3 separate regions of the Mus musculus genome follow, and regions 2 and 3 are each linked to region 1. Evidence: chromatin contacts called from ENCODE Hi-C or POLR2A ChIA-PET data. All regions are on one chromosome and are shown on one strand. The core of a region is the stretch at or near the end of the contact, and the rest is flanking DNA. Distances in the headings are between cores, read along the strand shown.

Region 1 (2,700 bases), core at 62-2,561:
CACCCCACCCTTCCCCAGCTCTGGGAATGCTGAGCCACTTGCTATGCCTGCGTTCTCTAGTCTGGACATTTTCTGTTATGGAGTCCCCGCTGTGTGGCCGGCCTTGCGTGTCTTGCCCTCACTGAGCGCCATGTCCTCATGGTCACTCCATGCTGTGGTGTCCTGTTCCTGGCTGTGTGATACTTGGAACACATGGTTGCTCGCCTGGACCCTGAGTGCACACACAGCTGGCCACTGTGTCACTGCTGCCTGTCTCCTAGGACCCCTCATGCCTCGAGGACCTCTCCAATGCCTCTGTCTTCTCTTCATCTGTGGATTCCCTGTCAGACATCCCAGACACACCTGACTTCCTGCAGGCTGACAGCCTCAACGAGGTGCCTACCATCTGGGATGTCAGCACCACCTCAACTACCCATGACAAGGTCAGCATTCAGGGCACCTCCAAGGGCACTCTGGTGACACAGGTGGACAGGTGGCAGAGCTTGTGATTGACAACAGTGTGTTCAGGCCTGGGTTATAAGGGGTCCTATACCCCAGGCTGGCGGGCCAGTCCCACAGCCCTAAAGGCCTCCACATACCCCATGTCCCCTCATGCCCCATACTGGGTCCCAGCTGTTGTATACCTGCTAGGAACACAGCGATTCCTAGAGAGAGTGGAAAGCAGTTTGAGTTTATTTTTGTTTGGTTTCATTTAGTTTCTGAGCCAGGATCTCACATAGCCCAGTCTGGTGTCAACTTTACTCTTTTAGCCAAGGTTGCCCTTGGGCTACCAATCCACCTATCTCAGTCCCTGAATCCTGGGGTGACAGGTGTGTGCCAGCATGTCTGACTCTAAAGGTAGCTTGGGTCACCAGTTCTCATCCCAGGCTCTCCACCCTCAGTGGACCTGATGGATGGTCTACTGTGACTGACCGCCACTTTGAGGCAAGCAGTGTCTCTCAGGGGACCCTAGCTTCTGGGGTCAACTTCTCTCTGTCCACCCACTCAGCAGGCAGGTGACTGTGGGACACAGAGGCTTCCGGGTGTGCAGGACTCTGACCTAGAGGGATCTTAGCCAGCAGTTATTTTTGCCCCCAGGGGACACTAACAGTGTCTGGGAGGTATGTATGGTTACTCTGTCGGGAGCTCCTGGCATGGACTAGGCCTTGCCAGGGTCTTCTAGATGGAAGCTTCTAGACTTTGAGAGTGTAAGTTAGGGAGGCTCCCAGGAGTCTTCAGGAAGGAAGCCTTGGTGCCATACAGCTCAGAGTTAAGGGCTGACAGTGCAGTTGGTGCAGAGCCAGCAGGACCGGCAGTCCCTGTGTGTCCCCCACCCCCTACTGTGTGGAGCTATGAGATCAAGGCCACAGGGTACTGCCTATCCTGCCCAGGGCCCCAGGCTGCCTGGACCAAGCGCCACAGCCATATCTGAAACCCAACACCCTGTGCTGCTCCAGCCCGGAACATGACTCAGCCTTCCAGGAACCTCCACAGTCTGTTTGGGTTTTTGTTAATTTAAGAAAGAAAAAAAAAAAAAAAAAAAAAAAAACAAGGCAGGAGGGTTGAGTGTGGACTTGTAACCTTCCCAAGCTTCCGCTGGCTTTCAACACCCCTGGCCCTGTGCCCAGCAGAGCAAGGGACATGTGACAGTGACTGTGCCTGAAGTGCCTCAGAGACTCCTGTCCCCCCTCAAGGATGCTGCATCTGAAGCAAGCCCTCCAGGTTAGGGCTGGAGGCTGAGCAGCTGTCCCTGTGCTGCCAATCAGAGGGACTGTGGCTCAGTGGGGAGAGTGCTCCCTGGCATGCACCAAGCCCTGCGCTCCGTCCTCAGCACCAGATGGCCCAGGTGTGGTGTTGTCCCCGTAATCCCAGCACTCAGAAGGTACAGGGAGTTCAGGGTCACCCTCGGCTCGTTAGGGTGTTTGAGAAGACCAGCCTGGGCTACATGACCCTGGTCTGAAAAAGACAAAACAAAACAAACAAACTAAGGGGTATGATGCCTTTACCGAGGACACAGGCTCTGTCCCCAGCTTCTACATGGTGAGCTCAGCCGTCTGTAACTCTAGTTTCGGGGGGTCTGGCACCTTCTTCGGGCCTCGGTAGGCACTACCTTCACACAGTGTGCTTTATATACATGTAAGGAAAGCACCCATATGTACAAAATAAATCTTTAAAATCTATCTGTATGTCTCTAGATTGAGGAGTTGAGAATCAGTGTGCAAAAGAGAGCCATGTACCCTGAGTGGCTTTAGACTCAGCCCGCAGGCCAGGCCACACCACTTGTCCAGACCTGGTCAGCACTGTGGTCCATCCATATCTCCTACAGAGGGACATTTGCAGTTTGGTCACAGTGTTGGGGACATTCTCACTCTGTTGCTCACAATAGAACCTTCACCCCGAGGAGGCCCTCAGCCCCCCCCCCCCCCACACACACACAGGTAGTAGGGCAGTTCCTTAGCACAGATTACTCCCAAGGACATTTGCCCAGCCCTCAGGGCCCAAGTCTGCATCCTGGGACTATCTGGCTGGCTTTTGTCCACTTTTCCCTGGACCAGGGGCTACCATCTTGGGGTCTCCCATGTGCCACAGAGACACAGACTGTTGTCAGCCCTCCCTACCATGGTCTGCCAGGTCCCAGGATGAGTCAGGCAAGGCTTTGGTCCCTGAGGCTGAGCAGTCCCCTGTCTAAGGACACAGACACTGCCATAGAAGGCCATGGCT
Region 2 (2,700 bases), core at 22-2,521, 66 kb before region 1:
CTCCCCCACCTCTCATTACCATCCTCACCATGCCCCACCCCCTCCAGCCTGAATTCATTTCCCGACCTACGTATGCGCCCCATGCCACCCACCAAAATTGATGCCCGCTGCTCTCTGCCTGGGTGCGCTGAGGAAACGTAGCCTTCTGGGGGGGGGTACATCGTTTATTCAGGTTTCGCCCCACAACTCCTCCACCATCCAGTCTGAAAAACACTGGTGACGGTGGAGCCTGCGGGCTCTTCTTCCATGGGAAAGGGGTTTGCATGCTCACGCTGGTGTGGGAAGTAGGGATGGATGGCCAAAATGGCCTTTATTACTCCAGAATCATCTTCATTCCCGGACTGAGTCAGGTGCAGTTTTAACAAGCCCCTTCTGAATCCACCCCACCCCATGATGTGCCCTAGCCTCAGTTTCTCCACGCTTCTGGCAGAGGCCTGGTGAGCAGCCATCTTGGCCAAGCCTTGGGGCGCCCCTGTGGGCGGCCTCCCCCGCGCCCCCGCCCGCCTCCCTCTGCTTGGCAACAGCCCCCCCCCCCCCCCCCGCCACTGCGCGGCCCTGCGCACCGTCGCCATGGGAACCAAAATTTTCAGGCCAGGAACAGATGAGCGTCTTTTGTCCTTTGCACTCCCACCAGTGTGGGGAACAAGGACCTTTCCCTATCGAGTCGTGACTGGGGGTGGGGGAATCATTAGTACAGCCCCGCCCACACCTTAGGTGCACTACCTTCAATTCCTTTTCTGCACCATGAGACCCTGAGACAAGAAGGACACCTGGGATGTTGCCTGAGTATGCTGTGGAGGCGTCATGTGTTTGTTCCTCCAAGGGTGCTTTCCCTTTCCTGGGCATGGCTGCGCTACCTTGCCGGTCTGGCCACCCCAGCCAGCCAGGGAGGTGGTTGGCATTTGGGAAAGCCACATTTACACACACACATACACACACACACACACACACACACACACACACACACACACACACACACACAGTGCTGCGCAAGCGCGATGACACCTTTTATGTGATAAAGATGGCGAAAGAGAGGTCCTGGCGTGTGTGTGTGTGGGGGGGGGGGGGAGCCTTGGCTCCAGGCACCCCTGCGGGGATGGGGAGTTGGGGGGGCACTCACATTGTAAGACTCGGCCCCACCTGTCCATGAGTCACCCCAGTGACGGCGGCTGCTGCTGCTGCACGGGGACGTAGGGGCTGACTTGCAGGGGCTCTTGTGGGGAGGGGCCGGCAGAGCTGAACCTGAGCTGGCTCTATGCCCTACTTGTAGCCTCAAAATGCAGCCCACGGCCACCATGGCCACAGCGGCCGCCACTACCGCCACTGTTGCCCTGACGACTTCGTGGGACAATGCCACCAGCCGCCCCACGGTGGGTTGGGTGACTCCTGGAGACTGGGGGTAGAGGTGGGATGGAAACCCCACTCTGCGGTGGAGCCCTGACATGCCCCGCCCTGTGCACTCAACCCCGACTCAGGCGGAGCCTGACCCCATCTTGGACAACTATGTGCTGCTGGTGGTGGTGATGTCGCTGTTCGTTGGAGGCACGCTGGTGGTGCTGTCTGGCGTTCTTCTGCTCTGCAAACGCTGCTGGGAGGTGCACCAGCGCTTCAACAGGTGCTTGTCCTGGGAACCACTTGACACATGCCCAGGCGCGCTTGCAGAGCCTCAGAGTGGAGACGCCCCATTCCTGCTCACTCTTCTTCCCCTTTCTTCCTCAGGGCCATGGAGGAAGCAGAGAAGACCACCACTACTTATCTGGACAACGGCACCCACCCTATACAAGGTGAGGGGCCCGCGCGGCTTGCAGCACCCCTAGCTGCACTTGACTGTGCCTCCCGCCGCGCCCCACCCCTCGGCCCCCTGCCCGCCCCCTCGGGCCGCCTGACGGTCTGTCTGTCTGTCTCCCCCACCAGACTGGGCGCAGTTCGAGTCCGACTCATCTCTGTTTCCTTAACGCCCAGGCGTAGGTGCGCACAGGCGCGTGCTGAGAGCGAGTGAGTGTGTGAGCGGATGAGCGAGTGCCCGCCGCCCCGCCCAGCCCGCCCCGTCCTGCCCTCACTCGGCCCGTGCCCCCCTCCCAGCCCACCCCGCCCAGCGGCCTGCCTGGCAGCCAGACACGCGCGGCCCACCCCGGGCCCACCCTCTCTTGGCTCTCCTCACAGACCCCGACTGCAGGGGGGAAGACCCCGAGGGCCAGGACACCGAAACAGAGCGCTTCCTAGCCACCAGCTCCACCGGCCGCCGCGTGTCCTTCAACGAGGCTGCCCTGTTTGAACAGAGCCGCAAGGCTCAGGACAAGGGCCGCCGGTGAGAGAAGTCAGGGGGAGGTCACAGCAGCTTGGTGATGAAAGCTGGGGATCCTGGCTCAGGTCTCTTGGTATGGGCTGGCAGGGTGGAGAGTAGAGTAAGTATCAATATCGAGGTCTAAGCAAGGCTGAGGCAGGAGAATTACTAGAGTTATTTTTAAATTTTTACCTATTTATATGTCTTTGTGTGGGGGTATGTACATGTGGTTTCAAGTGCCCACAGAGGCCAGAAGAGGGTGTCAGATCTCTCTGGAGCTAGAATTACAGGTGGTTCTGAGTAGCTCAGTATAGGTGCTGGGAACCCAACTCAGGTCCTCTGCAAGAGCCATAGTGCTCTTAACTCCTGAGCCATGGTTCCAGCCCCAATTGCTACAAATTTCAGACCCCGACTGG
Region 3 (2,700 bases), core at 109-2,608, 83 kb after region 1:
CGGGATATGGGCCAGCTAGGGGGGTAAACTGAGGCACATAGGTCAGGCAGAAAAGTCTCCGGATCCCCCCTCCCAGTGGACGATGCAACCCTTCTGTGACCCCTGCAGGCTACTGGGGGGGGGGGGTCCACTTCCCAGCTCCACAGTTGGAGGGGATCTGAGAGCTCATCCCCTGAGCAAGTGCTGACCTGTCCCTGGCCCCACCCAGCTCCTAAAACTCTATCCTTAGGGCTGTCCTGACTCTTTCTTTCACTTTCTCTGTTCCAGGGAGATGTCCAGTCTGTCCAGGAAGAATTGGGCAGGGTCGTCAGAATGCTGTGTGTCTCTGGGGAGCTAGAGCAACCTCTCTGAGCCCAGGGTGGGAAGTGAAATAGCAACTTGTCTCTAGCAGGCTGAGGATAGCACATGGGTGGCATGAGGTAGGTATGCCTCTCGTGTCACTTGTAGGGACCTGGCAGGTGCCAGTCGGAGGTGGGTCCGACTGGTAGCTTCAGCGTGCCTAGGCAGGTTGCTTGGCTTTAGCTGACTGTGAAACTTGCATTCCCAGGTGCCAGGTGTGTGCGTGTGGTTGGCGGATCTATCTAGAAGGTTTCAGGATGTCAGGCCTGAGCCCCCTAAGTCTGGGATCAGTGTCTCCCTCATCAGCTCAGGACACCTTGCTGTATGGCTCCCCAGATGTCCCTCCGAAACTGGTGACTTCAGTGTTCTCCTGCATTTGCGGTTCCTCTCAGTGAGCCCTTTCCCAGGTGTGTGTGGGAGTCCTGGAACGGACCACACCCTGTTAAGAAGGCCACCGGCCCCGCCCCCTTCCCTGTCCCCAACTTAAGTGGCTTAGATGAAACGGAAGTTTCGACAGGTAATGAAGATGGGGCCTCAGGGGGCACTCTCAGACGCCCGGATCGCTCGTGTGCTCGCTTTCTCTCTCCCGGACCTTAACTTTCTTACATCCTGCAAGGGGCACAGAGTGCAGGAAGCCCGGGGCGCCGGGGACTGAGAGGTCCAGGGGCGGGGCTGGAGGTGACATTCAGGATGCGGATAAAATGGGTCCCCAGCCTCCCAGACGCCACAGCTTCCCACAGCACCCCAGACCCTCCGGATATCAGGGTAAAGCAAAGCCCAGCTGTCCCGGCTCATGCATCGGTCGCGCGTTCGAGGCTGGCGAGCCCCGCTCCCATTGGTCGTGCGTTCGAGGCTGGCAAGCCCCGCAACCCACTCACCCGGTTCTTGACCTCGGCCGAGAGCCCGTAGGACGGGCCCTTGTTGAACTGCGTGGAGCTCATGGCGCGGGACCCCGGAGCGGGACAGGAGGACCAGCGGGACCGGCAGAGGGTCGGGCTGCGGGCGGACGGCCCGGGACGGGGCTGAGCGCCGCCCCCGCCGCCGATTGGCTGGCAGAGCAAATGTCCTTATAAGGCGTGGAAGCGCCGAATTCCTGTGGCCGCGACTTCCTGAGCCCCCCTCGGCCGCCGGGACCCCCGCCCGCCGGAGCCACCCTAGCATCCCGGCCGATCAGGAGGGGCCCGCCGTCCCGTTTGTAGTTGCGGGAAACTGAGGCAGCGAAGGGCGTGGGCTTCCGACCTGGGCCAGAAGTCAGTTTACTCCTCCTGTATCATAGTGAGAGACAGAAAACTGTTCGGTGGGACCCTAAATCCTAAAATCTGGCTAGAAACCTTCTCTGCCACTACCGGCACTTACCAGAATCTTGCTCCCTCTCCAAACATCTCAGTGGGAAGGGGCAGGGGCGGCATAGACAGGATTCTCGAGGGGAGCTTCTCAGAGAAGGAGGCCTCGGGAGCTGGAGCACTGATGGATGAGTTTTTCAGTCCAAAGGGAAAAGGCTTTCTGCTAGAACACCAAGTGCAAAATATGGAGGGTGGGAGAAGGCGATCGGTTGGAGGTCGGGGTGGGGCTCCCAGAAGGGCTGAGGGTTGCTGGCTGACTGTGTGAGGGTGGAGTGGCTGAGGATGATATCCTTTCAGTAAGTGCCTGAGCTCAACCTGAGTCTGTAGATGGATCAAGTTGATTCCTGAGGGGCTGGTCCTGCCCCACGGAACACAGGCAGACAGATGCTGGGAGTCTCAGGGCTTGACAGAGAGGCCTTGGCCATAGGACGGAAGCATAGTTTTTTCGAGACAGGATTTCTCTGGAACTCACTCTGTAGATCAGGCTGGCCTCGAACTCAGAAATTCACCTGCCTCTGCCTCCCAAGTGCTGGGATTAAAGGCGTGCGCCACCACGCCCAGTGGTTGGATACTTCTAAAGGGTGGCTTTCTTCCCACCTCTCTGGGTTTCTGTGATTTAGACAAATCCTTCCTCTCTGGGCTCTGCTGGAGTTTTTGAATTTGTACAGTGGAGCACCGGACTCCAGATGGTCCCAAACTGTGGACAACACAGGTTCCTGTGACCAGGCAGGAAGCCCCAGGTGTCGGGACACTGAAGACCTTTTTGGAATAGTTAAAGAAAGCACTTGTCAAGAGCGGCCATGCTGTGTGGGGTGCACACAGGCTTAGCAGGGTATCAGGGCATCCAGGCCACTGTGCTGAGCACTGAGACAGCAACTGCAGGTGCCACAACCAGGTTCTCTGCAAGAGCAGCTATTTCCCCAGACCTGAGCCATCTCCCCAGCCCACCCTCCTCGCCTCCTTTCTTCTCCATCTGCAGCGCACCTGTATCCACATACACAGCCCTCACACACACCCC

What was found. Hi-C counts contacts between places; a loop is a spot of excess contacts on that map. ChIA-PET counts read pairs that join two places held with the same protein, here RNA polymerase II (POLR2A).
Region 2: POLR2A ChIA-PET joins it to region 1 with 10 read pairs in Patski. The contact joins the promoter of Cbarp here to the enhancer-like site in region 1. POLR2A ChIA-PET finds 5 or more read pairs at or near these places in 2 of 5 experiments (Patski and embryonic stem cell).
Region 3: a map of Patski shows a loop between it and region 1 (2.6-fold over the local background). The contact joins the promoter of Cnn2 here to the enhancer-like site in region 1. A Hi-C loop is called at or near these places in 1 of 37 maps with a recorded cell type or tissue (Patski). POLR2A ChIA-PET finds 5 or more read pairs at or near these places in 3 of 5 experiments (Patski and embryonic stem cell).

What each region holds. Positions count from the first base shown.
Region 1 is chr10:80,070,079-80,072,778 of GRCm38, reverse strand. It overlaps Sbno2 (strawberry notch 2), which reads left to right. Exons shown (of 32, transcript NM_183426.2): 5 at 261-422. Among named protein-coding and RNA genes, the nearest start is that of Gpx4, 18 kb to the right of the region's middle. Within about 2 kb of position 1,311, at least 3 of the 3 ENCODE cell types and tissues checked have a DNase peak (open chromatin) inside an H3K27ac peak, as active enhancers do.
Region 2 is chr10:80,135,958-80,138,657 of GRCm38, reverse strand. Cbarp (calcium channel, voltage-dependent, beta subunit associated regulatory protein) reads left to right here and starts at 1,271. Exons shown (of 9, transcript NM_001195268.1): 1 at 1,271-1,370; 2 at 1,476-1,615; 3 at 1,720-1,784; 4 at 2,164-2,308. The coding sequence starts at 1,278.
Region 3 is chr10:79,987,258-79,989,957 of GRCm38, reverse strand. It overlaps Cnn2 (calponin 2), which reads right to left and starts at 1,358. Exons shown (of 7, transcript NM_007725.2): 1 at 1,218-1,358. The coding sequence starts at 1,280.